Linked DNA regions of Homo sapiens: region 1 is linked to region 2. A link is an interaction called in ENCODE POLR2A ChIA-PET data of the cell type or tissue named here. Cell type or tissue: PC-9. All regions are shown on one strand. Each heading gives the region's core, and the rest is flanking DNA. Links, peaks and the distances in the headings are about the cores only.

Region 1 (12,208 bases), core at 8,209-12,208, 150 kb before region 2:
GAAAGGGCATTCCAGGTAGAGGTTAACTGCATGAAACAGGCTCAGAGGAATGACACAGCACGTTGTGTGAGTTTGGCATAATTTGAGCACAAAGTATGTGGAGGTTGGAGGGATAAAGTTTAGGGAGGTGTGTAGGGGCTGGGTGGGGTAGAATCTTGTGGGTGTGAGGACTCTTGGAGAGGGTCAGGCAGTGAGGTGGCGAGGCCAGATTGATGACTTCAAACCACCTTTAATAGCACCAGATCACTTTTCTCACTCAGCCCCTGCCCATAGATCTGGAGAGCTTTTCTTCTTTTTCCCTAGGTGGTTCTGCTCCCTGTGATGTAGTTAATGATACCTGCAGGGACATGAACTTTCTCTGTTTTGCTTCGACCCTCATTACCTTAAGCTTGCTTATTCTTAGTTTACACCAGGGATCTGGGACAAGAGACCTGTTTCTTTCTTTGTGCACTCTTTGTCCCTCCTCCTCTCCTGCCTCTTCTTATCCTGGCGTGTGCTCAGCACACATCTATCACAGGCAGCTGTATGCCAGGCTCTGTGCTGGGTTTGGGGGCTGCTATGATGAGCACGCTGTGTCCCTGTCCTTTGGCATGGGGGTGGGGGGCCACATAAGTTGCAGGATGAGGCAGAATTACCAACAAATGAGTGGTACTTTAAGGTGGGGAGTGGTTTAGTAGCAGAAGTCAGGACATTGTACTGTGCAGTCACAAAAGAGGAGGTTTTCTAGTTTTGAACCAGTTGCTCTTTGTCTTAACATCTTGTTCCTTCTTTTCCTCATTTTCTGTATCCTTCTAGAACCATGAATTTTTATAGACTTAGAAAATCTTGACACCTCTTACTATTAGGTGTCTTCTTTTTTTTTTGTTAGTATTTTTCTTCTTCCTGTTTTTCCCTTGTATGTATGTCGCTCTGTATCTTAGTGTGTATGTACCTGAGAAGAGAGGAAGAAAGACAGAGACTCCTTAGGTAACGCCAGAACAGTTTTATTCCCTGTGACTTTGTATGACAAGTCCAAATTTATATGACATGTCCAAAGGAGCACAGTGGTACCGAAACCTGGCTGCATGTCAGAATCACCTGGTGAGCTCCATTAACATGCAGATTTTTGGGCTTACTACAGAGATTATGCCTCTGTGAGTTTGGGAGAAGGTTCTAGAATTACTGTTTTTACCAGGGTTGCATGTGATTCTGAAGCAGCCTATTGATGGGTGGCATTTGGGAGCTAGATGAAGAATACCAAGTCTGTTGATCGTGGTTTGGTTGGCTGCATGTAAATATGGTCAAATGATTTTCTTCTTGAGTGTGCTTATGGACCTAACCCATGTAAGCCTATGCATGCATGTTAAATAACAGCCACCAGCATTTCTATAGGGCTTTACAAATTCACAGACTCCATTTACATATATTAGTTCATTTAATACTCACAACTGCACAAGGGAGACAAGATAGTACTTTTATGCAGATGACATTAAGGAGGTGAAAAATTTGGCCCAAGCTAACCAAGCTGTCCAAGTGGCAGCATCAGGACAAGAATGGAATGGGATCCCTCCTGAAACTGCCCACTGCTTGCTTTTTCCATGCCGTTAAACCCAGAGACTGCCTGAATTGACAGCAGGAATTCCCCACCCGCTTCCCAGAGCTCCCTTGGCTCATCCCTAGATCCTCACCCTTGGAGAGCTCCCAGGGGGTTTGTGTAAGGGAGGTGCTAAGGCAGGAGCTACTGCGGAGGGACATCACCCCTGCCCTTGGAAGGCACCATGTGGGGCACAGGAGGCTCCCCTCACTGGATGGAGCACACCCTGATGAGGAGAGTCCCTGTGTTGGGTGGTTGCAGAGGCGTTGGTTTAGGAGGCCATTTGCCAGGGCAGAGATTGTTTCTTCAACAGTAGGAATTCGGATGGGACTTCCATCTATCATAGGGAAAAAAGTTGGTTTTTGAGTGAGTTCCGTGCTGTAGGTTTTCCTAGCGTGTAATCATGGGGACAGCTCTTTGCCTTGGACATGCTGAAGCCTTGGAGAGGTTTTCTTCCTGCTCAGGCCTCTAGGCATCTTCCCAGCATGGGTGAGGGAGTCAGCTTTTCTTCCAAAGCAAGAGGAGTGGGCTCCCTTCCTTTGAATGTATTCAGAGAAGTTGGGAAAGGTGTAGAGATTGGAGAGAGCTGTATTAAGGGCTCCTGGTCTGGGGAACTACCCGACCCTTAGATTCTGTGGAGCAGATTGCCTTCGGAGAGGCAGGTTCTGGTTCTGGGCCATCAGGCCCTTGTTCTCTTTTCCTCGTGGTCTTAGGAAATGTCTCCACTCACCTAGTGACAGGATCTCCAAAGAGGGCGGGATGAAATGAAATCTCTGGTCGCTGGGCCCCAGTGCAAGTGAAGTGAAGAAGGCATGCTACACTCCTGGCTTAAGGAAATTTATTAGACTTTTTTCTTAGTTTCAAGAAGGGCTGATTCTTTCTATTAATAGCTCAAGTAAAGAGTTCTTTAAATTTGACTTTTTAACGTTAATTTCATTCTTTTACTGCCTCCCCCCCAATTATCCAGCAAAGCTCTAATTTCTAACTGAAAAATCCTGTAACAAATTGAGTGTTTTAATTCAGACTGTATTTGAATGGTAAATACTATGCCACTTAAAAGTAGCTGAAAAATGTTTTAATTTCTTCTCTCCCTATCATTTGTTTGCCATTTGGAGAATCATACAATAACTGACTAAAATTTTAAAAATATCAGCAAATTTGTCTCTTATTTCTAAGAAACTAAATATAGTCCAGGTGTTTAGGGCTTAGTAAAAGCAAAAGAATTGTAGGCCTGAGGGTAATTTTCAAGGAAGGTATTGGAAATGTAAAGGCTTTGAATAAAATGCCTCTGGCCCATGTAAGTGTATTGGTGCTGTACTAGAAATACAACAAACACCATTAGAAAATAGCTTGTCTTTCTGTAACATTTGCATCCCACCAATGCCTTAAGTATATGACACTGTTATTTTATTCCTCATTTAGTAGATAATTTCTCTCATTAAAAAAAGTCATAAATTTTAGAGAGAGACCCTATTAATCTACTCATACTTGGTATGTGCATATTGGACTCTGTCCAGGGAATTTTGTAACTGTCCAACGGGTTCTTGTTGCCCGCTTCCTAGACAGAGCCAATGTATCAAGACAGGGGAATTGCAATAAAGAGTTTAATACACGCGGAGTGGCTGAATGGAAGACTGGAGTTTTATTATTACTCAAATCAGTCTCCCCGAAAATTCAGAGACTGGGTTTTTTTTTAAGGATAATCTGGCGGGTAGGGGGCCAGGGAGTGGGAAGTATTGATTGGTAGGGTTGGAGATGAGATCATGGGGAGTCAAAGCTGTCCTCTTCCTCTGAGTCAGTTCCTGGGTGGGGGCCACAAGACCAGATGGGCCAGTTTATCGATCTGGGTGGCGCTAGCTGATCCACCCAGTGTAGGATCTGAAAAATATCTCAAGCACCAATCTTAGGTTTCACAGTAGTGATGTTATCCCTAGGAGCAACTGGGGAGGTTTAGAATTTTGTGGCCTCCAGCTGCATGACTCCTAAACCATCATTTTTAATCTTATGGCTAATTCGTTAGTCCTACAAAGGCAGTCTGGCCCCCAGGCAAGATGGGGGTTTCTTTTGGCAAACGGCTGTTTTCATTTTTGTTTCAGGGTTCTTCCCAAAGTTAGTGCAGCCTACACCCAGGATTGAACAAAGACAGCTTGGAAGTTAGAAGCAAGATGGAGTCTGTTAGGTCAGTTCTCTTTCACTGTCAATTTTCTCATTGTTGTAATTTTTGCAAAGGCAATTTCAGTGTGACTCTGGCATGACCAGAAGTAGCCCATGATGAGATGCATGCTCATCCTTTCAGTTGCTGTGTGGGTGCCTGTACAAGGTGCTGTGCTTTCTTTCCATTCTAAGGCAGTTCCCAGGAGCAGGTGTCTGGGTGGTGGTACACAGCTGGCTCCTGCAGAGGCTCTTGTGAGTGACTGAGAAATATGCAAATGGCAGGTTGGGATCCCAGGTAGTCAAGAAATCATATGTGGTCACTTCTTAGATGTCAAGAAGCTTTTTCTAAAACAAAAACAAAAACAAAACCACTGAGCCTCTATCCCATGGGTATGGTGAGAAATTCACCGTGGGTCATTTTTGGCCTATTCTGGGTTGTCCCAAGGCCCGGAGTCCAGGCCTCTGGTTGTCAGCGCTGAGTCAGTGGCGGATGTGCTGTGTCCCAGCTTCCTTTCACTCTCCTAGCCCACTCTCTCCCCCAGGTCCCTGCAGGAGGCCCTGTCCCAGGGACCTGCAGATGGAATCTCTTTTAGTCAGGCTGGGGAGCTCTATCTCTCCCTAACCTTTGTTTCCCAAAGTGACCTGATAGTTTTTGGAAAGAAATACCAGGAATTCCTCTCTCAAACTTCCCCAGAGGCACAGAATGATACCTACTCAAATCAGAGAAGACAGAGGGGCAAAGCAGGAAGGGAAGATCCATTAATGGCCCTGTCACAAGCCTCCCCAGTCTGTCCAGAGACTAACCTTTTTCAGGGCTGCCCATCTGGTTGTATCATTTAAAAGTGCTAATTTCCACTCATCAGAGGTCATTTATAAACTGAACAGGGACGGAATAAGGCTGCCGTGGGCTGACGCCTGAAGCCCAGGATTCCTGCACAGCTTGGTTTTCATGCCATCTGATTTTACCTCCTGTGCCTACATCCTACACCATGCCTCCCCATCCCAGCTTTCTGAAGTGGTCTTATTCATTGTCAGACACCCAGGAACCAGTTTTTGAAGACCTTCATTGCTTGAGCCCTTGTTTCATTTCTAATGTTTGCAGTTTTGTCACTCTTCTATAGCATCCCAAAGTCCCCAATGCATTTTTTGGAAAATAATCTGAATTAGAAAGCAGGGCCAGATCCCCAGCTCCTCTCCTGGGGGAGTCTGTGAACCCTGCCATGGCTTTTGAATATTCCACCCCAGAGACCTAGAATCGTAGACTCACCATCTGTTTGGGGAAGTGAGTCTGGACATGCCCGTGCCCTCTACCACTGGCTGCAGGCCCCTGCCACTTGCCTGTATTTATCCTGGGCTGGGTGTGAGCCTTTTTCCTCACAGGGTCCTCAGAGACTCATGCTGCACACAAGCGGCAGGAGATAGAGAGAGTCCCACCTTCTCTAGCTCCCATCATGTCAAGATCAAGTGTGTTTTACTCCCCGAGTTTCCTGATAGACATGGCAGCCAGTGTGGCCACTGGCAGTGCCAGGGGTGACTGAGATTCCTCTCTTCCTGGCTCAGTCTCCTTGACTGTGAAATGGGAGCAGCTCACTCTAGAACTGTCTGACCCCCACTTGCTTACCAGCAGTCTGAGTCTTTTCAGGTTAGTTATGAATAACTGTGAAGTGAGACCTTATGGCTATAAATAATTATACTACAGATACTCTGTGTCTATTACTTTTAATTATTTTACCAGAAATGCTAGATTAACCAAAAAATAAATCAGTCTCAGTCCTCAGATGTTGAGCTGATTAAGAAAGAACCCCTTTGGGATACCGAAGAACATGAACACACACATATACACACACAGGCACACACACAGGTGCGCGCGCACACACACACACACACACACACACACACACACACACACACACACACACAGAGGTACCCTGGGGAATTCTGCAGGAGCTCCTGCAATGTGCTGGCTCTGGTATTTTGGTTTTTCAGAATAAATGGCCTGATGTGACCTTCTGAGGTGACAGTCTTTGCATTTGGCAGTGGCTGCTGCCATCCCAGGGCCTAATGAGAGCTAGAGGCTGACAGAGGGATAGAGGAGGGGACATCTCTGTGGTGTGGGAGGTGTGTGCCACCTAGGGCATCCTCTTTCCTCCTGATGTTCTGTCCATGCTCCATCCTCCCCTTCACATTCTTCTTCTGTCCCCTGAAAAGCCAGCCTGGCTATACAGCCCCAGGGTCCTGGGACCAGGGCTCCAGTGGTGGCTGGCCCTCTGCCCTCTGCTCTGTAGAAGCCCAACACTTCCCTGCAGGCCCCAAGGTCAGGAGCAGCCACCTCTGAGAGCACCGCTCTGGACACAAAGCTAGTTCTTTCCTGAAGGAAGGAGGTTGCCACTCTGGCCTTTCTATCAGCAGGAGCCCTTATCGCTGGGAATACAGAGCCATCTGATCCCCTGCATCCTGGACAATGCTGGTTTCAAGTACAAAGCCTTTTCTGCGTGCCATTTCCTGGAGACAAGATGAGGCACTTAAAAAATAATTAAATTCTCCTTATGTCACTTGTCTTCTTAACTGTAAGCACTACAGAGATCTTTCAAGGAAATGCAGGAGAGCAGGGCACACTCACATGTCTCTGCCCTGGGATTTGAATGCCCAGATGAAGAGAACAACCACCCCGGCTGTCTTCTTCCTAATGATCCTGCTCTTGCAACCCGATCTGCATGCATGCTAGGCAAGGAGAGAGCCTGAAACATCTATAGAACTAGTAGGGCCACTCTCTCTTGACGAGCTCTCTCCAAAGAGGTTAACTGTCTCTTTTCTCTGTTTGCACTATGGTTTGGAAATAAGGATTTTCTTCCTTAGTTGTCTGGGCTGAAGATTTATGTAGCTTCTCTTATTCCTCAGAGAACAGTAATCATTGATGTCCCTCCCACCCCCCACCTCCCAGCCATAGAGACTGGTCCAATCAATATTTATGTGCCCATCTCTCGCAGCTGCAACATGCAGGCATAATAGATGCCAGATTCCTTGATGGCCACTGAAAAATTAGCTGGTGCCTGTATTTCAGGCTTATTGTTTCCTAGGATCTCAGGGAGATCAGGCCACGTGGTCTGTGGATTAATTAAGGCACCCAGATAATTGGCTATTAATAGATGGCCAATTGATGGCTGCCAGCTGGGTGCTGAATTGACTAATGTCCTTATGGTGGGCAGGTGGTCTTTATCAGAAGAGGAGCTAGCTGAAAGACTTTACTAATTAAAGGGTGAATCAGGAAAAGAAGATAAGAGGTAGCTTTTTTCCCCACCACTTGGTGTGATGTTTTACAGTTTACAAAGCATTTATATCCACAGTTGCCTCATTTGATCCTTACTGCGACTTTGTGAGGTGAGTGTTATTATTATTCTCGTTTTCTGAACTGTGATGAATCTGAGGTGATAGCAGGGTAGGGACTTGGGCAAGCTAGCCTAATCAGCAAGTGGGCTTCAACTCGCTCTTTTGACTGTCACGCATATGCTGTTTCTGTTAGAGCCACGCTCAACTTCAGGTGAGATTCCTTTGCCAGGGAAGATGAAATATATATGTGTATGTTATATGTTTGTTTTCATATGGACAAAAAGCTAGTGCACTTGCTGAGAAAAGATGCCCTCCCTCTGCTGAAACACCAGCATTGCTTTGTGTGTTTTTTTTTTTTTTCAATTTTATTTTTTAACTTACAGAAGGGAACTGGAAAAGGGATTAAGGGAAATACAGAGCTTGTCTCTGGAAGGCCACCAGAGGGTCTGGAGGACTTTGGGTTTTCTTCTAGGAAAGGCCAAGTTTAACCCATGCTTGGGCCAGTCAGGGCCAGTCCACGGGACCACTGCTTTCTGGAGTGGAAAGAGCTGGGACTGTAACGGCAGACTCGGTGGTGCAAGAAGTGGAGAGAGGCTCTCCGCCCTTCCCCCTCCCCACAAGTACCCCACATCAGGTTCTGACTCTGGCCTAGCCAGGAGCCCACGCTGCCCTGCTACTACCTCCCTCCTGGGCCTGCAGGGTTTGCTGGCAGGACAGGAGGCTGTGCTGTTCATTCCTAGGCTGCTCCAAGTTAGAAATCAGCAGGGTTGTGGAGTTAAGACACAAACTGTTTGAGTCCCTTTCTTGATGAATGTGGTCCTTAAACTATAGGAAGCAATTTCCTTCCAAGAGGAAAAATGTCATTTGAAAGAACCTAACACATCCTATTTGAAATGCAAGCAAGTGCCTGGGGAAATGACTCCAGGAAGTGACTTTAGAAGATATCCAACGTCACCTTAATGTAGAGGGTGCCCTGCCTGCATCTCTAATGCCGGGGTGTCCTGGCCATGCCTCTAATGTGGGGGCACCCTGCCATGTCTTGCTGGTTAGCCTTGAAAACTGATGGACAACTCCTCAGTTCTGTCTCGTTGGTGGCCTGCTGGTTCTACCCAGTACAGGGACCAGACTCTTTGTGGAGGATTTGGAGGTTGGGTTTGAGTTATGTAGGCTCTGCCCACATATGTGGTTAAACTTAGGAAAGCGTAAGATCAGGAGGCTGCTGATGTCTTCCTGGATATTTTGTCTGCAGTTCCAGTAAGCTCCTGGGCCCATGGTGGTGTTTTTGTGACATGGCCTAAACAATAAAGTTGGTACTCTGCTCTAAGATCCCAAGCAGAAACATGACTTTTTTACTCTTGTCCTTTTCCCCCGAGCATGGCAATGTTAAAGGACACTGCATTTTTAAAAACTATGTGTGGAATAAGAATGAAAAGAAATGTAAACCTAGATGACCCTGATATTTTCCCTCTCCACTTGGAAGCCCTGATGGTTTTCTAATCGTTTGCTCAGATCAACTCTCTATAATTCTCCCTGCCTGTCTTAAAACTGAAATTATGATTTCTGCTCCAGATTTTAGCTTTTCTCCTAAAATTGAGTGTATATTTTGGTAAACTTCTTGGCAGTGTCTACTAAAGCTAAACATATGTGTACATCTATGACCCTGCAATTCAACTCCTACATATAAACCCAACAGAAATGCTATGTATTTTAGGGAATGTCATGCACTTGAATTAGAGCAGGCAAACTTTTTCTGTCAAGGGCCAGTAAGTATTTTTGTTTTGTTTTGTTTTTAGGTTATATGGTCTCTGATGTGACTATTCAACTCTGCAGTTGTAGTTTGAAATACAATATGTAAATGAATTAGTGTCACTGTGTTCCAATAAAACTTTATTTATGGAAGCAGATATTTGAATTTCATATATTTTTCACATCGCATGAAGTATTCTTCTTTTGGTATTATTTTGAAAGATTTATAAATATAAAATCCTTTCTTAGTTTGTAGGATGTACTAGGACAGGTGGCAGGCCAGATTTGACCCGCAGGCTGTGTGATTGCATTTATATAAAGTACAAGAACAGGCGAAATTCATCTCTGGCATTGTAAGTCAGTTCATGGTTACCTGGGTTGGGGTAACTGACTGGATGGGGACAGGACATTTTGGGGCACTGGCACTGTTCAGTTTCTTGATTGGGGGGCTGGTTACACAGGTGCGTTCACCTTGTGAAATTCCTTGAGTACATGTTCTTTTCTCTTTGTGCATTCTACTTCAATAAAAAGTTGAAAAAGAAAGATCTGAACTGAGTGTGTGGCTCCTGACTCCAAGTTTTAGCACCTCATTTAGGGTCAGAGCCTAGCAGTTTCCATTCTTTATATAGCCACTGGTTTCTGTTTCCCAAATAAGTCTTTGGAAAAGGTCTTGGTTTGAAAGTTACCCACGTCTTACTCCCTTTTATAGACAGAGAGACATTTAGCAACTGCTATGGCACAAGCACCAGCTAACCAAAGTATGTGCTGGATCATAGGAAGATGATGGGTCGTAGAGTGGAGGGGCATGCAGGACAATGGGAACTGCGAGTAGGACTTTGGCTGGTATAGTAGCCCCATGGTACATCTGGGATGAAGTCTACCTAGAGTTATAGGTAAGAGGTGAAAGTGTGATTGCAGAGAATAGAATTATGTGATGTGAGTGAGCTACTGGCTTGTAGAACACTCGCTTCTTGTTTCTGCATCCAGAAGAACAGGCAGAGAACTAACAATCTGAGCCTGTAGTAAGTGTTGGGTGCTTTCTGAGTTAGTCATCTATTCTTTTTAACAACACTGCACGGCCGGCATTCTTAGGTTGGTTTTTCATGTGACGAACACCAAGGCTTAAGGAAGCTTGGTGACATATCCAAGATCATGCTGTTTATAAGTAAGCCAGGGATCTAGATTCCAAACCAGGTCTGTCTGCCTCCAGAGCACCCACCCTCTTTCAACTTCCATATGCTCACCCCAAGCTTCCTTCCCTCCCCTCACAGCCACGTTGAGTCTGTGAAAGGGAGGACTTGAATGTATTTTTCCCTTTGCAACTTGCCTTTAGAACCTGGGTTCACTGTGCTTCCCAGAGTGAACAGTTTAGATCAGAAATTGTTGGATGAAATAGTCTTACATCAGAAGCTATCTCTTTCAGGATGAGTCATTTTAAAACAATGTTTAAAGAGAAAACTTTACAATATTTTCAGAGAAATATTTTGTGCTTTCACCGCTATCTGACATCCCCTTATGAATGCTGTCCTGCCACAGATGACTGGGAATGTGTCTGGTCCTAGGGTTAAACTTTAAAAAAGGAAGTCTCCAAAGTATCACATTTTTGAGAGTGTTAAGGTGCTTTAGGAATACCTGAAGACTGATTAAAGAGAGGACACTGAGGAATTAACCAACAGATGCTGAAAATACAAAGGCCATCATGAATGGCTAAAAACTGCAGCATCACCCCTCAGAGAGGAATCGTCCTGTATTTAGCATAACACCACATTATTTGGTTGTTTGTGCTGAGGAGTTGAAAGCTATCATGTGCCAGGAAAATACTCAGCATGGAGCAGTAATTATGGATCAGCTGATAATAAAGGATGTATTGGATTGACTGCTAATTAGATTATTAGCTGCAAAAACAAATACCTGCTATTAACCATAAATAAGCTGCACTTATGATATTTTCTACGTTTTACACTTAGTCCTTTTTATAATGTGCATTTCTTTTCTTTCTGTGCCAAGACTTCCCATTTTCCCCAGTCATACTGAGCATATTTGTGGGTCAATAAACATTGAGCCACAATTAAAGTGTTCTTTTTTCCTTCCATTCTCCTGAAGAATGGGGGGTGAGAAAGCTGATATGCATTGAGCGCCACGTGTAAGGTCCTTGGTGAAGTGTAGTCTGTTTTCTCAGGGAAGAAATAAGGGCTCTTTCAAGGCTGGATCCAGATCTTTCCTATGGGCACAGAGTCTTTGTGAGGGGTAAGATCTCTGTGAAATCAATGCTGCTATTAATTGCCAAAGAAATGACCATGTTGCTCTTCTTTCTTGTGGCATTTTCAGGTTTGGTCCTTGTTTTTCAAGGTGGCTGGGATGAGCCCTTGGGCGCCTCAGGTGCCTGTATCACCCACTCCTCCCTACCAAAGAGGGCATCTTCCTACAGGTAGGTTGACTGTGTGTCCCCAGGAGTGTGAGGTGCCAGCTGCTTTTCTGCCCAAGCAGGCCCTGGGTACTGTGGGTAGGATGATCTGCCAGAGCTCCTGGGCGCACCCCAGGATGTCTGGAGAGAGAAGTTGCATCCAGCAGGAGGCTCTGGCCATGCTCTGAATAAGTGGCGCAAGTGACTGTCAAGTGTCCTGCATTCAGTGCTAGTAGAAGACCTGGTTTGTGGCCTCCGTTATTGGCCAGGAGTCCACGTAGAAAGAAGAGGCTTCCAGGGGAGAGGTGAATGTGAGTGCCTTTTAGGAGAAATGCTGGGTGCTTTATCTGTATCAGTTATTCATTCCTCACAACCACCCCACAAGGTGGGCAGGCTGAGATTCAGCGACTGCTACCAGTACAGTCATACTGGTTATTTAAGGTTGGTGCCTTTCTCTTTAAACAGTGCCTGGGAGGTTGCAGTGAGCCGAGATTGCACCACTGCACTCCATCCTGGGCAATAGAGGGAGACCCTGTTTCAAAAACAAACAAACAAAAACAAAAAAACAGTGCCTGAACCATGCTAATTGTTAACATTTTCTCTTTGCAATATTATCTCTGGAGGGTGTATCGATTACCTTTATTTTTACCAGTGAGGGAGTTGAGGTTCCTAAAGGTCCAATATCTTGCCCAACACAACAAGGGTGACATGATCAGGGGAGGAAATCCAACCTTACAGAACAACGCCTGGTAAATTTAAATGCAATTGTCAAACGTTTATCCCCATGTATCCCTGTAAAGATTCTCTTCTTCCCCTCAGCCTCACTTTCCACTTTGACTCAAAAGAGAAAAGACAGCTATCCATTTTGCATTTCCTCCCACCATGAATAATTGGTGGAACTAAGACCGGACGTAGGATGCTAGAGCCCTGGCAGGAGTGCCACTGGGGCAGTTGGCAAGCAGGAAAGATGGGTGAACTCCTTGGAGGTTTCCCCCTTTGAGTGC
Region 2 (17,426 bases), core at 5,372-9,371:
ATCCCTGCTCTTCTCAGCCTCGTTTGTCAGCTGTGAAATAAAGGTGTTAGACTGGCTAACCTCGAAGCTTCATCATTCCTCAAGTCTCCACACAATTATAGATGAATGCATTCTTCCATTTATGGTCTCTTCATTCCAGATATATACTCATACACTGGCCCCCACTCACCTCAATCGAACAAAACATGGAGCTTGCCTGGGGACATCCTAGCTCCAACTTCCCCTCATGAGGTCAACAATTCTGCTCACACAGAGGAGAGACTTCATTTCCAGGTCACTGCTTAAGTCCTGTGAGATCACAAAGATGAATAAAATGGGGCTACATGTACTGGGGGTGGGAGGTAGGTGATGTGTTTTAAATAACGAATTCACTGTAAGGAAGAGACAACTTCCAGCTGGGGTGAGTCTGAGATGATTGTCCAGAGGAGTTCTGCTGTTCATATGTTAGGTTGGTGCAAAAGTAATTGCGTTTTTTGCCATTACCTTTAGTGGAAAAAACCACAATTACATTTTAATACAATAGAGAACTATTAGCCACAATTACATTTCAATACATAAAGCATTGACCGGTTCAACAAGTAGTCCTCATTTTCGAGTCATCCCACTTCCATCCCATCACCCCATTCTGGTGACAACAGCTGGATTTGCCATTATCCAAGTGGTACATAAAACATCTGGCAGACAAGCAGCCACAAATAGAGACACACCCCTCCAGGAGGGAGGGAATATTTTGATAAAGCATATGTATGTTCTTGCTAGCAGCGCCTATTATGGGGTTGCTTTGATTTCAGGGAGCAGATTCAGGGTGGACTGAGCTCGTGAGCCATGGGCTGGAAACTCTAGCCGGGGAAGCCTCATTGGGTCACCTCTGCCTGGCCTGGCTGGGTCTGTGTGTTTTCTTCCACATATTCTCCCAGCCTTTGTCCAGTGCGGTGCTAAATGGCTCAGACAGTGGGGCGCCCATCACTTGCCTGTAGGGAAAATTCTACACTTTGATACATCCCACCAGGAAGACATTTTTCCTTGGCTCCTTTTCCTCCTGGGAAATGAAGGGGCAGTGGCCCAGCCTCTCGTAGCATTTCTCCCTCCTTCTATTTACTCGGTTGGAATGGCTGCCAAAGATCATCATCATTTCTCTCCTTGTACTCGTCACTTAGCAGTAATAGGATAAAAATCTTTACAGCTGGAATGGCAAAGCATAAAAAATGTTCATATTCCCTCAGAGTCAAGGCTATTCCACTAGCTCAGCACAGCGTTAGTGATTCCACACCAAGGCTGAGGGGAGGGGAGGGGGAGCCCATCACAGATACTTAGCTTTTGCAAACAAGCTCTCCCCGTCTGTGACATTCTGGTCCCCCATGTGCCACTTTTCAATACAGGATGTGAGCCTGTTGATAGTGGGCCTAAGTGCCTTCACTCCAGAGCATCTGAGTTTGATCTCTGAGTTCACTCCAGAGCATCTCCTCCTCTGGGGGAGGAAGGGAAGAGCAGGAAGAGTTGCAGGACATCCTGGAAGTGGCTCTGTAGCAGAACTGTGTCCACAGCCCGGGGCAGTTTGCAGTACCATCTTGCCAGGGTAAGAGGGGAGGAACGGCCACAGGGGCTCCTGCCCTGTCTGTTTTCTGTGTAGTTATTTTTGTCTTGGCCACGTAGCAAAGCACAGGAGTTAGCAAGGGCCTCTGGGTCAGGATTCCTCCCCAGTCTTGATCTCCTGATTTCCTTGAATCCTGAGCCTGCAGGCCCCTCCTGTGTTCTTTGAGTGCCTGTTTTTTTGAGTTTCAGGGAGATTTCCCGAAGGGGTAACTCCTCAGACTTCAAAAGGGGACCAGTCAACAACACTGATGAGAATTCATCTAAACTGCCTTAGCTAATTTATTTTCTTGCACCTTGTTTCCTAGTGAATTCCTGCTAACGTTGACCTTGCATTGTACATTTCATTCATTCATTCATTCATTCACTCACTCATTTGCTCATTCCTTTACTCCACACATTTATTGAGCAATTGCCATATGCCAAGTCCTGTGTTAGGAACTAGTCTCCACTCATGGCCTAGTGGGCCCTAGGAGCTCATGGCCTAGTGGGAGAAATGGACATGAGACCAATTCCTGATGCTCAAATGTGGATTGCGCTAAGGCCATACCCTTGCTCTTGGAATTAATACACGAATTTCCTGCCCTCAGTGTTCAGGCACCCAGCTCCTGCCCTGTCCCTGGTTTGGGTGTAGTTATTTCCATCTTAGCCATGCAGCACAGCACAGGAGTTAGGAGCTGTCCTGTGAAAAAGACAAAATAGCATTAGGCTGGCCTGTGAAGGAGAAGGAATTTACACGTGGCTGGGAGGCAGAGGCTTCTTGAAGGAGATGGCGTGGGCTGCAGTTAGTGTGCTGGCGAGTGGGGCACGTAGGATTTTACCAGGTAGTAGGCATTTCAAGTTGAGGGAAGAGCATAAGGAAATATCAGGAGATAGAAGAGCCAGTGTTTTATAGGAGTAAGCCCAATTTACTTAGGGTGTAGAATGATGGAGGGGAGGAATGGAGGAGAATACTCTGGAAGATAACTTGGGGACATGTTGTGGCAAAGTCTTGAATTCAGGATAAGGAGATTAGAGTTTATTCAGTAAACCCTGGAATGCTTCCATGTTCACACTGTCACTGCCTCATTGTCACAGCAACACTGGGACATGCCCTAAATAACACATTCCTGGCCAGCACCATGGCCAGTAGGAAGAAAGCCAAAGTGTGACAGAGAAAAGAGTACCAGGCAGGAGTGGTGCCCCTGCCCCAAGGCTGGACAACTGTCCCAAACAAAGTGCAGGCTGAACAGGCTGCTGGCCCGGGAGCTAGAGCCTGATATGAGAACTTGGCCTGAAAGCATTTTCATCCTCAGGGTGGGGACATTGGATCTTCCACTGGGGAGTTCGTTCTGAAGTGAGGCAGGAACAGTGAGAAGCAGGAGCTAGTCTTAGGGGAGAAGGAGCTGATAGGGCCTGGAAAAGGACTCTGTCCTTCATCCCCAGACTCACTGCTGGGTTTCCAGACTGAGCACCAGTGTGGGCTGCACAGACTTGAGCAGAACAGCAAGACTAGCAGATTAACTCCACACCTAGGTCAGGGGACCCGGGCTCAGAGAGGTTAGGGGACTTGTCCAGGGTCACACAGCTAGTCCATGCTTGGCTGAAATGCAAAATCAATTTTTCAGATTGTGGGTCCATATATTTTATTTTATTCTGTCACAAACATAAAACTTCTTATTATGTCTAAAGTTCACTGAGTTAGAGAAAGTGTGTGTGTGTGTGCATACGTGTGTGTGTGTGTGTGTGTGTGTGTGTGTTTGACTTGTGATTTGGGGAAAGAGAAGAGGTGATAGATGAGGATTCTGGGTTTCCTAATTAAGATGGTTTGATTATTATATTTTAGCTTTGCCCAGAGGTACTAAAATACTACATTTCAGCCATATAATTCAATAAATAGTGTCATCTGGTGTTCTGCCATCTGGGCCAAATGCCTGTGGGCAGGTAACCCAAGAAGAACCTTGTGTGGCTTCGAAAGGTACCAAGTGGTCTTTGTTCTGGGGACAGATTTCCCTTCTCCCTCCCTAAGTTTGCCTCCTACATTTCACATTACCTGGGGAATGAGGCAGGGGAAAGAGATGTGGAAAGAGATGTAGAGACATTTTCAATGCCCAGGATGGAAAACTGATTTGGATTAAATATTTGCCAGGAATAATTCATTCAACAAATTATTGAGTCTAAGACTATTAAGTATAGATCAGTAAAAACAACAACAACAACAAAAAAAACAGACTGAAAGTGTGCCCTCATGGAACTTGAATGCCCCCAGTGAATAAATCCCTCAGGTGGACAAGTGGGAGCTACCTTACTACCCTCCCCAGGCCCCTAGTACCTCCCCACCTTACAGATCACTTTCCACAGGAGGCATGGTCCCTTAAGCTAGCCTTGAAAATAAGCCCTGGCCCGTGAACTCAGGGTTTCAGTAACACCAAGGGCAGTGTGGTATCAGTTCTCTCGCCTCTGAATTATCTGTCTTTAAAGGACAGAGGAAGAGGGGTGAAGAAGATTCCCTGGATTTGCACTCTGCATTCCGGGGGTGCTCTCCTCAGTGTTATGGGGAACACAGGAGGGGTGGAGAAGACAATACTGTTGAGTTTGGCTGCAGCTTTTGTCTATTTCATGAGCTTTCCATGTCCCAGTTCAGTGGCTTTTGAAATCTTCTTGCACAACCAAAATCTGCCGCAACACCAGAAACTCTCTTCATCTTTTCTCAAGGAAATCTTTTATTGAAATATAAGATACATATGGAAAAGTACACACCTCCTGCAGGTATATCTTGAAGAATTTTTCCAAAGAGAACACACCTATGTTCCTGCATCAAGTACCTACATCAAGTTAAAGAATATTCTGTGTTTGCCAGAAGCCACCCTTATGCCCGTGCCCCATCAGAATTCTCCGTGGCTACCTTGTCTTCAAAAGCTGTAGATTGATGTTGCTTGGTTTTGAACTTTATATAAATGGGATTACACAGTATGTACTCATGTGTATCTGGCTTCCCTCAAAGTTCTGTGCATGAAACTCAGCCACATTTTGCAAGACACAGTTTGTTTATTCTCATTGCTGTGTAGTATTCCTTTATAAGAATATATTACAATTTCTATATCTACTCGACTATCAGTGCTCATTTGGGGTTTTTCCAGCTTGGCTTTTATGACGAGAGCTGCTATGATTAAGCTTCTACTTGTCTTTTGGTGAACAGGCATATGTGTTTCTGTAGGGTGTACCCCTAGAAGCTTCTGTAGATATCATCAAATATTTAATGAAGTACTTACAGCAGAGTCCCTGTTGCACCAAGTCCTCATTATCAATCACTTGCTATTGTCTGTCTGTTTCATTTTTGCCTACCAGGAGGCTGAGTGGTGGTGTCTTATTGTGGTTTAAATTTGCCTCTCCCTGCTGCAATGAAGTGGCACACATTTTCCTAAGTTTCTTGACCGTTTGCATACCCGAGCAAGCGTTTTGCCCCTTCTCTCTGCATCTGTCTATGCCTTTTGCCCAAGAACCAGGCACAGAGGGCCTGGCTGTCAGTTCCCCCCTCAGTAACCTGCCTTTCTTCTGGATATTTTTTGCCATTTTGTCCAACATTGTGAGGCAGCATGATAAAGTAAGGGGAAGAAATAACTGGCCTGAGCCTGCGAAAGTGCATGCCCTTTCTAAGATACTGCCCAACAATGCCTTCAGCTCCCTGGGTGTCTGTTTCCTCCCACGTAACATGAGAGAAGTAAGCCAGAGATGCTTATTAAGGTCAGTTCCAGCTCTGTCTGCTGGTTTGAAAATACTTCTGCCGGTAAAAGCATGCGGAAACTGGCTTAGGTACTAAGTAAGTTGGACGCTATTTCCAGAAACATGAAGCCCTCCTGCTCGGCAGTGGTGCCCCTCCCCCTGCCCTGGATTACTCTTTCCCCTCGCAGACTTCCCTTCCTAACAGGACTCCAGGGCCCTGCAGAGCATCAGAGCCCTTTTTATTGCCACCTTGTCCATTTCTTCATGCAGGCCTTCTCCACCCTCTCATGCCCTCCACGCAGTGCAGGTCACCAGACCTCTCCTAGCCTGAGGTGCACATGTAGGCTGATTTGACATGTCTTCTCACTTATCTGAAAGCCCCGGACCTATTAAACACAGCAGCAGCAGAGATGCTTGCTCCTGGAGTTGGCACATCACGTAGAAGGCAGTTTGACTGCAAACATTGGTGACCTGCCCACATTTTTCAGTCTAGAATAAGGAGCTGAAACACACAGATGTCTTCCCTTTAAAACCTGGATCACTGTCAAGTTCCATTACCATTTGCCCCCAAGTGCTTCAAAGAACCACTGGCTCTTATGATATAACACATGTGCCTCTACTGCCAGGAAGAAATAGGGCTGGTAGGATTGGCTTGAGGAAATTTCAAGGAGGCTCTGTGCTGGGACGAAGGTCCTGGGATAATTCCTACAGGAGAGGATGAACCATGCAGTAAGCCCTTAGAGTAAGACTCTTCATGCCTTGTATTTCTTTAGCCCAGGCTGGAGTGAAGTGGCCTAATCTCGAACCACGGTGCCCCCAGGTTCAAGCGGTTCTCCTGCCTCAGCCTCCTGAGTAGCTTGGATTTTAGATGCCTGTCACCAAGCCCAGCTAATCTTAGTAGAGACGGGGTTTTGCCATGTTGGCCAGGCTGGTCTTGAACTCCTGACCTCAGGTGATCCACCTGCCTTGGCCTCCCAAAGTGCTGGGATTACAGGCGTGAGCCACCGCGCTCGGCCCATGCCTTGTATTTCTATAGGACTTCACGAAGTGCTTTCCCAGCTCTTTCTCATGTCCTCAGTAGCCCTTTGGGTGAAGAGGTCATTGCCATTTCACAGAGAAGGAAGCTGAGACCCAGGCAACGTAACTGGTTGACTGAGTGGCTGGGCTAGGTCTCCTAGCCCTGTGAGCTTTGACATACAACATCTCTGTCACTTACTAGCTGGACCATGGGTGAGTTACTCAAACTCCCAGAGACCCCATTTCTTCATCTGTAAAATGGGAATAATAATGGTCCTCAGGGTGAGGTGAAATAATTGATGTCAAATGCCGAGCCTCATCTTTAACCTCTAGTAAGCACTTGGTGACTGTTTGCTAGCTGTGGCCCTGAGTAGTCAAGTTAGTACTGGCATCAGGAGGGCAGCTGGGGCCTGCTGCAGTCACCCAGGCAAGAGGGGGCATCAGGACCAGCAACAGTTCTGGTTTCATCATCTTTCCTGCTGCTCCGCAGCTGTGGGCCAAAGCAGGTCTGGAAGGCAGGGCAGACAGGTAACAGGGCCAGGGGTGGAGAAACGGGTGACATGGATGAATGTAGAGAGGTCCAGGCTCTGCACCCTGCTCTCCAGCTCTGAGTCAGGGTGCTGCGGCTCATGTGAGTCACAGTGGAGCTGAGAACAAGGTGGGCTGGGTGCAGGGCATGTGAGCAGGGAAGTCCTTAGAGAGCTCTGGGCCTCGGCCTTGGCTCCTGGCTCTGAACATTCCATTTGCCTGAATGTCAGACTTACTTTAAAAACTGGAAAGCAAAATGAGCGAGGAGGCGACTGCAGTGCCACATCTGGTGAAATTTGTGCTTGAAAGATACTGGGGATGGAAGCCAAGGCCAGCAGAGGGAGTGATTTAGAGCCGGGGGCCAGCAACTACAAAATGTGTTTGACAAGAGATGAAAAGAGCGGGAGAGGAGATGACAGCTGGGTGGGGGCTGCTGTGGGAGGGAGACCTCTGAGCCGAGGGTGGCAGACACAGGATGGAGTGCTGAGGGCCACGTGAGGCCCCAGGTGACTGGCAAAGTAAGCAGGCACAATGGGATGTGATGGAAGCAGGAATCCGCTGGGGACTCTGTGGATCACTGAGCAGTGAGGGTCCCACTGGCCTAGTGAGGGGCAAGATCAGTAAATGTCCTTGAGCTTATCTTTGCTGTCCCTGAGGCAACAAGAGGAATCCCTGATCTCCATGGAAACTTTATTGTATTATCCAAACTGCTCTCCCCTCCTGACTCTCATGATAACCGTGGCCTGGCCAGAGCTGGCGTGGTGGTTGAGTCTCTTCTGCTTCCCTGCTCCTCCCTGTCTCTCCTCCTTGATTCCTCATAAGGTGGCATCATGTACTCCTTGTCCCACACCTTCCTGCCCTGCCTCTCAAGGTAGCAAACACCCTCTTTGCTCCCGTCTGCTTCATCTCAGGCCGGGTGCCACCACCCTTCAGACTTTCACCCAAGCCCTGATCTGTGGCATCATCCTGCTCTCCCCCCACTCCCATTTTGTTGTCTCCTCTGAGATATCTCTTGCTCCCTGAGATATCTTGCTGCCAAACTCAGCCGCTGCCCCCTCTCGTCTGGGTGACTGCGGCAGGCCCTAGCTGCCCTCCTCATTGACTCTGGCTTTCTAAATGCAGAAGGATCACTCCTCACCTGAAACTCTTCACATGCTGTGGGCACACAGCTCCTGTCACCACCCCAACCCTGAAGTCAAGGCCGCCCCCATCAGGCCATGGCCTGTGCCGACTGTGCTGTGAGGATTCAGGCCTCATCATTGCTGCTTTCTCTATTCAGGATGCCCTTTTGTGTTTTGGGAGTCTGGGTGGAGGGTGTCTTCTTCAGGAAGACCGCTTGCCCCTCAGACAATTTGGCAGCCCCTCCATCCTCTATGCTTACCCTGAGCAGCACCCCTTGCTGTGCATTGCAGACATCAGCTTACTGTCTATCACCCTTCCAAGCCCCTGAGCAGCTAGCACAGGAATGCTGACTTATCTTTGCATCTCCTGAGCCTAGCACGGTGCCTGGCACTCACACTGTCCATCAGTATCAGCTGAGTGAATAGGGGCCCAAAGCGCACCTCGTGATTCCTTCTCAAGCTACTGAAAATATCAGGGATTGGGAGTGCAGGTGCCGGTGAGCGAGTGAATCCTCAGAACAGAGGGAGAAAATCAAATCACAGGAAATTTAAAACCATCCTCGCTCAACAGAGAATTATCCACGTTCACGCATAAATCCAGCGCCACAATTGGCAAACACGTATTGATCATACCATCCCCCTGATGTGTGGGAGGCACCATATATATGTTCTCTCGGTTCAGCCTCACAACTTTGCTATGACCCTTGTTTTAGAGATGAAGAAATTGACTCCGGTAGCTTGAATAACTTGTCCACAGGAATTTAAAGAAGTAGAAACGTGGCCCCTGCCTGCAAGAAGGCAGTAGTTACCTAGGAAGATGGCACAGTGATTTAGAAAGGGGAATAGTCATACCAGGCGGCCATGTGGAGTGTGGTGGAGGAAGTGATTTCAGCGAAACTGCACAACAGTGACAGTTTGGGCAGCTGGAGGAGGGAAGGTAACAGAATCTAGGGAGGTTTGTGGAGGTTGTGACACAGGTACAGTCAAGGGCAGTGACTGGGCTGGTTTAGCAGGGCCAGAAGGCTCCTGCAAGGGAATGTGGGGGCAGGGTGCTGAAGAGCTAACACGAGGGTGGAGGCCTTGAGATGCTGGTGAAGGTTTAACTGCAGGTGGCTCTGAAGGTCGGGAGAGGGTCCTACAGTGAGAGCAGTGTGTTAGGAAGATGGAAGAGAGAACGGCTGTGGAGAGGGTGGGAGGAGTGGTTGGAAGTGACTCTTCTGCAGGCGGGAAGAATAGTTAGGAAGCTGTTGCAGGAGGGCAAACCAGGGGTGTAGATCAGGCTTGGTGATATAAAAAAGAGGCAGATTTGAGTGCAGTATTGGCTCAGGGGTGGATTGACTGTACGAAGGTGCAGGAAGGTATGGGAAGCCTTTGCTTTTTCCCTCCCTGCTTCAGACCAGAATGGCGCACGGATGTGAGTCCCCTGGGGAAGAGGCATAGGACCCTTGACCCTCAAACAGACCATTCCTGAGCTCAGGGTGCTGAGTCTAGCACATTCCTGGAGTTCCTTGGCTGCAGGCCTTACTTTTGCTCCTTATAGCTGTTGCAATTGGAGGAACTTTCCCCTTTCAGGTGAAAGGAGGGAATGATGCTTCTCTGATCCTTTAGGTGGAAAGTCTGAAAAATATCATGAAATAGCTCTAGGAGTATCAAGGGGAGATACTATGCTTTAGCAAGTGAGGGATGACCCACACCCATGATTTTCCATCTTTCCAGAATCTTCCAGCATGCAGCGTTCAAGATAAAAGACAGAGAGAAGGGCTGGGTATGGTGGCTCACGCCTGTAACCCCAGCACTTTGGGAGGACCTGGTGGGCGGATCACCTGAGGTCAGGAGTTCGAGACCAGCCTGGCCAACATGGTGAAACCCTGTCTCTACTAAAAATACAAAAAATTGGCTGGGCATACTGGCGCATGCCTGTAGTCCCAACTACTCTGGAGGCTGAGGCATGAGAATTGCTTGAACGCCGGAGGCAGAGGTTGCAGTGAGCCAAGATGGTGCCACTACACTCCAGCCTGGGTGACAGAGTGAGACCCTGTCTCAAAAAAAAAAAAAAAGACAGAAAAGCCAATATGGAATAAAGGTTTCAGAGGCAGTGAGTGTGGATAATCTTCAAAGGGCATTCTCGTGGAGCTCGTGAGGGCACCGACTGGTAGGGGGGAACCAGACCATCTGGGTTTATGTTGAGGCCCCACCACTCACTCATTGTGACTTTCCCTCTCCACCACCATGAGAAGAGGAATTGCAGCACCCACCTCGGGGAGTTACTGTGCAGGCTGAAAGCTCTGGGAAGAATACCTGAGACAGAGTGAGGATTCAATTGTGTCATCTATTATTACTGTTGTATGATGTGATTTGAGCAGGGCTAAAATAAGACATGAAGGAGCTCTGGTCCCAGACACCAAGGTATCTTTTTTAGGAAACATTTCAAAAATAAGTCTTGGCCCAACTCCACACTTTCTGTCCCAGCTAGGCTCTGCATTTGCCTTTTGAGAAGATTCTTTTTTGCACACACACACACACACACATACACACACGCACACGCACATGCACACACAGCTGCCGTCTGGGTGGTGCTTGGTACCGGCTAACACAGGTCCTGCCAGTGTCCCTAGAGAAACCTCTTTGCAGCCTCCATAGATCTGCTGATCTTCCTGAAGAGCAGAAGCTGCCACTTCCCCCAGGGTTTCCACCAAACCTCAGTGTTCCACTCACTTGGAAGGGGCTAGGCAATGTAAAAGATCAAGATTAGTTGTTTAGAAAAACAGAAGGATCCTGGTGCATTGGAGTAATGGCCATTTCTAGGAGGTCTTTAAATGCAGCCAGAGGAGTCTACGTTCTTTAAGTCATGTGGTCCTTCTGAGCCCAGATTGCACGAGTCAGTACAGGCAGCAGAACTGCCTGAGGAGGTAGATTGGGGCCAGAGATTGAAAAACCCTGTCAACTTGCTATCCTGAGCAGCACTGAGAGCTGAGATGGATCTGCTGGTTCCAGAACAAAGAGTGGGAGATGTCTGGCCTTCTGTGTTCAGTAATTATGTTTTTTGCTGAGAGTAGTCAAAGGCTTGTCATAATTCAGTGGAACAAACCCTTGAACAGTTCTTTCAGATGCCAGTTGGTAAATGAATGCAGGTATGATCCATGGAATTGGGGAAGAGAGGAGACAGGAGGGAGATTTTCTAAATTTTACAATTTCAAGCTAAATTTTACAATTTAAAGAGTTGTTAATTATTCTGAGATTGTGGCCTTTTCTGGTGTTTAAATACTCTTTCTTTTTGAAATGATGATGATGGTAAATGATGGGATTTTAAAAATACATACTTTCTCACAAAGTAAAATGTCACGAACTTAATTACTGTCTCTATAATGTTTTTATTTTATTTTACTCATACCAGAAAACCAAGACCTAGAAACCATTATCCAGCAGTAACATTGAAATTTTAATTTGTATTATATACCAATTAAAGTTCAGGGACAACTTAGGACAATGATTTCCAATAGAAATAGATGTGAGCTGCATATTATTTAAAATTTTCCAGTAGTCACATTAAAAAAGGTAAAAGAAGTGAAATTAATTTTAGTAATAGATTTGATTTACTCCAATGTATCCAGATACTAACATTTTGACATGTGATCAATTTTAAAAAAGATAAGTAAAATAGTTCACCTTTGTTTCATACTAAGTGCTTGACATCTTGGGCATATTTTACATTTACAGCATATCTCCATTCAGAGCAGACACATTTACAGTGCTCAGTAACTGCATGTGGCTCATGGCTGCCCTACTGCATAATGCATGTCTAGGAGAAGAGGGTGTCTGGGCCTCAGTCTGTCGAAGGCTTCAGTCTTTCCCCTCTTGCTTCATCATCGACATTTTTCATCATTCTTGGAACTTTGGTAAACAAGAACATCCCAGCCTTTTAAACACAGTTGAGTATTTCCAGCATAACAGACAAAACTTAAGACCTCTCCACGGACACCAGATGCCACCTGATATTCCCCAGGACACCCTTAGCCCAAGGCTTCTTATCGCCAGCCCCCTCCCCAACTCATGGCTCCATACTTCAGCTTCCAGATTCTTCTTCAGTTTGGGCAATTTCTTTGGTCTCTCTTTGCTGTATCACTGACCTTGGCCTTTGCTCAGCTTTTACTGCTCTGGAGCTCCCTGTGAGGGTGTCACCCATAGCTTGGCAAAGGACATTTTCCTCTCCAGCTTTGACCCCAAGTAAGCCTCACCTGCCTCCCACCTTCACTTATCCCTCCACTCATTCTTCAGACATTTATCGTATGTCTAGTATGTTTAGTCATCATCCTGGGTATTGAGGTTACAACTACAAATAAGTCCTTGCCTTCACTGCAGCAACAGTCGGTAGAGGAGACAGAAAAGTAATTTCACAGTGCTTGGTAATAAATTACAGCAATGGGGTGAACACAGGGTCCTAAAGAGGCACGTTGGAAAAGCCTTGGGAGACTGAAATGCTTCCCAGGGGAAGTAACTTCCAAGCCAAGATTAGAAGAGGAAAAAATAGCCTGGCGTTGGAAGCGAGGAGAGTGCATTTCAGATATATGGGAGAGAGACAGCACTTGCAAAGTTCCAGAGGGGACAAAGAGCAGGTGAAGCAGAATGTGGCTAGAACTTTGAGAGTGCAGAGGGCAGGAGTCAGAAGTGGTGCCAGGCCACTAAGGATGGTGAGCCATGATTAAGAGTCTCAGTTTGATTTTGTGAGCAGTTGAGCAGCATTGAAAGAGGTTAAAGACGCAGTTCTGGAAAGATCATTCTAGCTGCAGCATGCAGGGTAGATTGAAAAGGGATACAGCCAGAGAGGAAGTTGCTGCAGTAATCTAGAAAAGACAGAATGGAAGTGGAGAGAAACAGCCAGATGGAGAGATAAAGAAGACAAATGCACAAGACTACATTTAATCACATTGGGTCTGGGGCAGAAAGAGGCAGGATTAGAGAATATCTCTTGGTTTTGGCACATAGTGCATAGTGAGCTGGGGAACTCAGGAGGGTCAGCAGGCTTGGCTGAGGTGTGGGAAGCAGAGGGTGGATGACAAGGTCATCTCATGGGGTCATTCAAGAGAAGATGCTCATCAGGGTTAGTGTTAGAGGTTAAAGGAGGTAGGCACTGGGAACTCTTTGAAAGCTGCCCACCAGAGCACCCGACCAAGTTCCTAAGCAGTTCACTTCTCTATTCTGACCCACTTATTCCCTTTCTAGACCACTGGAATTAATAATATGTTCAGCACTTCAAAGGTGGTGATATAATGGAATAGCGAATCTCACTGTTATGTTAAGGGTCTTTTCTGAGACACAGGATTTCTGTAACCAAAGTGAGGGTGGCTATTGAGGCAAGAATAAGAGCAGTATATGTTTATGTGAATGAACGAATTAATCTGCATGTGAAATCCCAGCAAAATTGACATGAAGCAAAAATTTCATTCCTTACAGTGTATCAGTGTTGCCCATGAAATGAGATTAAAAGGAATTTTTGATTTTATAGTTGTCATACTTTTCATACTGCTTGCATTTTTCTCTTCTAAAGGGTTCAGTTTGAACCAAGGGGCCAGCCACAGATTCGGCATTTTATATTTTTCCTCATAGCTGAGAGCAGGCTTCCTTACATAGATCTGAGCTGTGGAGGTGTTAGATGTTCTCAGATCTAAAAATGAAATCTGTGATTCTAAAAGCCAGTAGCAAGATCACTGCCCTGAGTGCTGAGATAACTGACGTTCTGGAAAGGTCATTGGCCAAGAGCTTTTCTCCGCTCATTCTTTCTTCCTCACACACATTGGCTCTGAGTTGGGGCTGGTGGTGAGGAAAGGAAGGGATGAGGCATTGTCTACAAAGCCATCTGTGCTAGCACTGGTGATGGAGTGATGGAGGGATGTGGAGGAGGGAAAGATGTGCCTACGCCACCTGCACCTGGGATCCATAGATTGTCACCTCCATGGGGACAGAGAGCTCTCTCCCAGGAAGTTGGTCCCATTCCCACTTTATGTTTTATGTTTGTGTTTCTCTTTGCCTTTCTGGCCCTGGAAATTAGGGAAAATGGAACATGATGAAAATGACCCATTCATTTTCTCTTTGTGGCTCTGGCCTCTGCAATGTGTGCTGGAAGTGCAGGACTTGGAAGGAAATCCTAATTTCTATTTAGGTCAACATAGCTTTTTGTTTAGTAATAGATGTGCATGAATCACCTCACCCAGGGCCTTGCTGAGGTCACATCTTCGCCCACCTGATCAGACTCCAGTGGAAGCCCCTGTTTAGGATGTACCCGTGGCAGCCCACCAGCGGTTTCCCATCTTCCTGTTACCACCCAGGAGCAGCAGCCAGTCCCTCCCTCCTGGACAGGTCGCTGTACCTGCTGGTTTCCAGAGCTCAGTAGAAACCGCCTCTTCGGGTGGTCATTCAAGAGTGGGCATGTGAGTATACACAGTGTACAAGGCCACAGAATAGACCTGAGTCACAATTGGAACAGTCCTGGTTCAGAGGTATTACAACATGTGACGAGGACGCTGGAGTCCAGCAGGCCTGGTTCAAATTCCCTTTGCTAGTTGGAGTGAGTTCCTCAGCCTTTCTGTGCCTCAGTTTCCTCATTAGTGAATCTGTAAACCAGTAGCAGCCTCATAGGATTACTGTGAGCAGTAAATATGTGAGGTGCTCTGCGTGGTGCCTGCTGAGAAAGGTTCAATGAGCAGTAGTTTAACAGCTTTCCAGGAGGTGGATACCGTCATCACTGTAAACCGGGAGCTCCAAGCAGCGAAGGTTCAGTCCCAGTGTGTCCCACGCCACGCCAGGCCTGTTTGATTTCCATTTCATTGTGCTGTGTAGTTGCCTGACCTTTTCCCATTCTCTAACTGTCTTCAGACTCCCGTCTGGGATGCCAGAGCCCACCTTTAAGATTCGGAGCCATTGTCAATTCCAGAGAAGCCAGAGCGGCTTCTCTTTGACACTGACATTTCAGTAATAATAATTACGCTCTCCTCTCCACTTCAGAGTTAGTGGGTATGCCTCTCCATCACTCCCTCCTGGTTTCATGCTGGAGAATAAAATCCTGAATGTTTCTAATTTATGACCAAGTCTTTTCTCCCATGAAGGCAGCATGCCGCAGGAGGAAGATCATGTATCTGGGTGTCCGAGGGCCTGGGTCCTGGCCCCGGCAGACAAGCCACGGAAGCACTGGGAGCCCTGACTGCTCATTGATGAAATGGGGGTGACAGTGATCATCATCACGCTCTCCGTTATAGGCTGCTGCCAGGATGTAATGAGCTCGTGGGGTAAAATAAAAGGCATCGCACGCATCATGACATGACTGCCATGACTGACAGCAACCATCACTGAGCATGTTTCTGACATGCCAAGTTGTCACATATTCAGGTGCAGGGTGGGGGGTGTTGTGGGGGTGAGCAGGAGGCAGTGACTGTGCAGAGGAAAGAGGGGCCACTCCTCCCCAGACCCTGGGGTTAGCATCTCAGAGCACTTTCCTGGAAGCATTTTCGGACAGTAAGTGGCACTGAATGCTCCAGAGCCTGGCAGTGCAGGAAGCCCTTGGAGCCCCAGTTCAAGTTGGGGAAAATTGAGAGTCTTCACTGAGTCATTCATTAAAAATGGAAGAGAAAGAAACAGCATGTCAGCGATCAGCTTAGAAAAGCATGCCTTCCTCATGAGCTGCTGTGGCCATCACGTATAGAGATCCCGGGATTCTGTTTCCCCAGGAGGTGAGGCTGAGACCAGAGTCTCCTCCTGGCTCATGGAGACTCTTCGGTGTCCCCCACACCCCGCCCCCAATCTTTCCCGCTCACTGGCTCTTCTTCCAGTAAAACACTGCATCTTTAATAAATTATCAACGTACTTGCTCGTCTGTCTGCTGGCGCCAGAGCTCAGTGTTGGCAGGGTTTTCCATTCCCTCGTGCCCCTAATAGATCTCACTGTTTGATTGATCTTTTAGATCTCTCCCACAGAAACCCTACTGTCTGGGCCGACTCTCCTCACCATGTCCAGCTTTCTGGATTTTTTTCTCAGACTCTCAACCTTGTTGCTGCCTATCCCCATGCTCATCCCTTGGTCCTTGGACCACAGATGACTCGTGTGTAGGGCTCCAAGGCAGGTGCCTTGAACCCCGGTGAGTTCACAGGGAGACTGTAGGGACGAGCACCAGATTAGGAGTCACAGGATGTGGATTTCCCTCACCCCAGTTACTCAGCAGGTGTGCCACCTTGAGCGAGATTCTGAGCCTTAGTTCAGCTCATCTGTGGAGTGGGGGCGGTTGTGAGGGTCACCTGAGACAAGGGGTGAGTCCAGGCTCCTGAGCTGTGAGCAGGGGCAGGAGGAGAGTCCTGTGAAGCTTTTTGAGCCTGTGAGGTGGGGGATGGCACCCCACTACCTGCCCTCCCTGGGCCTGTGCTGGAGGAGCTCATAGGGTACAGCCCTGTTCTTTACTCTGCAGGGACAGAGGCTGGGGGTCTCAGAGACCAGGAGGACAATGGCTCAGTAAGCCATTACTGACACACACCTGGTGTGTCAGTAAGGTGGGCCCAGTTTAGGAGGTTTAACTGCGTCGTCTCCATGGTCCTTTCCTTTTCTAAACCATGAGCTTGTGATTCTAGTCGATGAGCTGAACCTGGCGTGCGGGCCGGCTCACCCACTCTCTGGGCGTGATGATAGCAATTCTAGCTTCCATTTCCTCAGCACCCTTTAAACACCACGTGCTTACGTGCATCATCTGCAGTCTTCACAACAAAAATGTGTATTTATCCTCATTTTACAGGGAACAGTCTTGAAGCTCAGAGAGGGTAAATGATGTGTCCAAGGGCACACAGCTGGTTCTCGACATGTCCAGACTCAAATGCAGGCATCAGAGCCCAGGTTCTTTTCACTCACATTGACGCTGCATCCTTTGATCTCTGCTCCTCCTCTTGCCTCTCAATGCCCCTTACCTGCTTGTGGGACAGGACAGAACCCCCCAGCAAAGATGCCTTTCCAGCCCCTGTGAGATCTGGTTCCACCCAGCAGGCAGAGTCGTCTGCAGATTTGGGCCGATGCTAAAAATAATAATAGTTACTATTTGTCAAGCATCTAACGTGGCACTATGTAATCACCTAACATAGTAATAGTCTAAGGGAGAAAATCTTCCAGAATTGTTATCTCCATTTTCCAGATGAAGAAACTGAGGCTTGGGAAAGTAATGTCGGATGCCCATTGACAACTGAGCCTCAGTTACAAAATGGCATTTGTGACATTCCTAACCATGCGTATTGAATGTTAGCTATGGTCAGAGCTTCTGAAAGCTGATGCTGTGAGAGCATTTAGCAGGAGAGCCTTGGGCCCATTCCGTGTTACAGAGGAGCAGATGGAAAGCTGGAGAGGTGGGTGATTGGCTCACGTACCCACAGCTGGTCAGTGGTATCCTGATCCCCCAAGCCAGGATTCTGGGAACTGCCTCACGTGGTCTGTAGGTCTAGTTCT

What was found. ChIA-PET counts read pairs that join two places held together with the same protein. Peaks named below come from ENCODE experiments on the same cell type or tissue, not always from the same donor. Only the 100,000 strongest peaks of a DNase experiment are listed, where the experiment ranks them.
Region 1: POLR2A ChIA-PET joins it to region 2 with 6 read pairs; 1 of 35 experiments calls an interaction of 5 or more read pairs at or near these places.

The regions. Positions count from the first base shown.
Region 1 is chr2:31,124,174-31,136,381 of GRCh38, reverse strand. The region is part of intron 1 of GALNT14 (polypeptide N-acetylgalactosaminyltransferase 14); the gene reads left to right. Among named protein-coding and RNA genes, the nearest start is that of GALNT14, 8.2 kb to the left of the region's middle. RefSeq lists an enhancer at 5,970-6,471. In PC-9, for the core only: no CTCF peak of the experiment used is centred there; a DNase peak (open chromatin) is centred at 9,881; H3K4me3 peaks cover 837 bases; H3K27ac peaks cover 2,398 bases.
Region 2 is chr2:30,969,682-30,987,107 of GRCh38, reverse strand. All of the region lies in intron 2 of GALNT14 (polypeptide N-acetylgalactosaminyltransferase 14), which reads left to right. Among named protein-coding and RNA genes, the nearest start is that of GALNT14, 160 kb to the left of the region's middle. In PC-9, for the core only: a CTCF peak has its summit at 7,169 (motif pointing right); a DNase peak (open chromatin) is centred at 6,977; H3K27ac peaks cover 539 bases.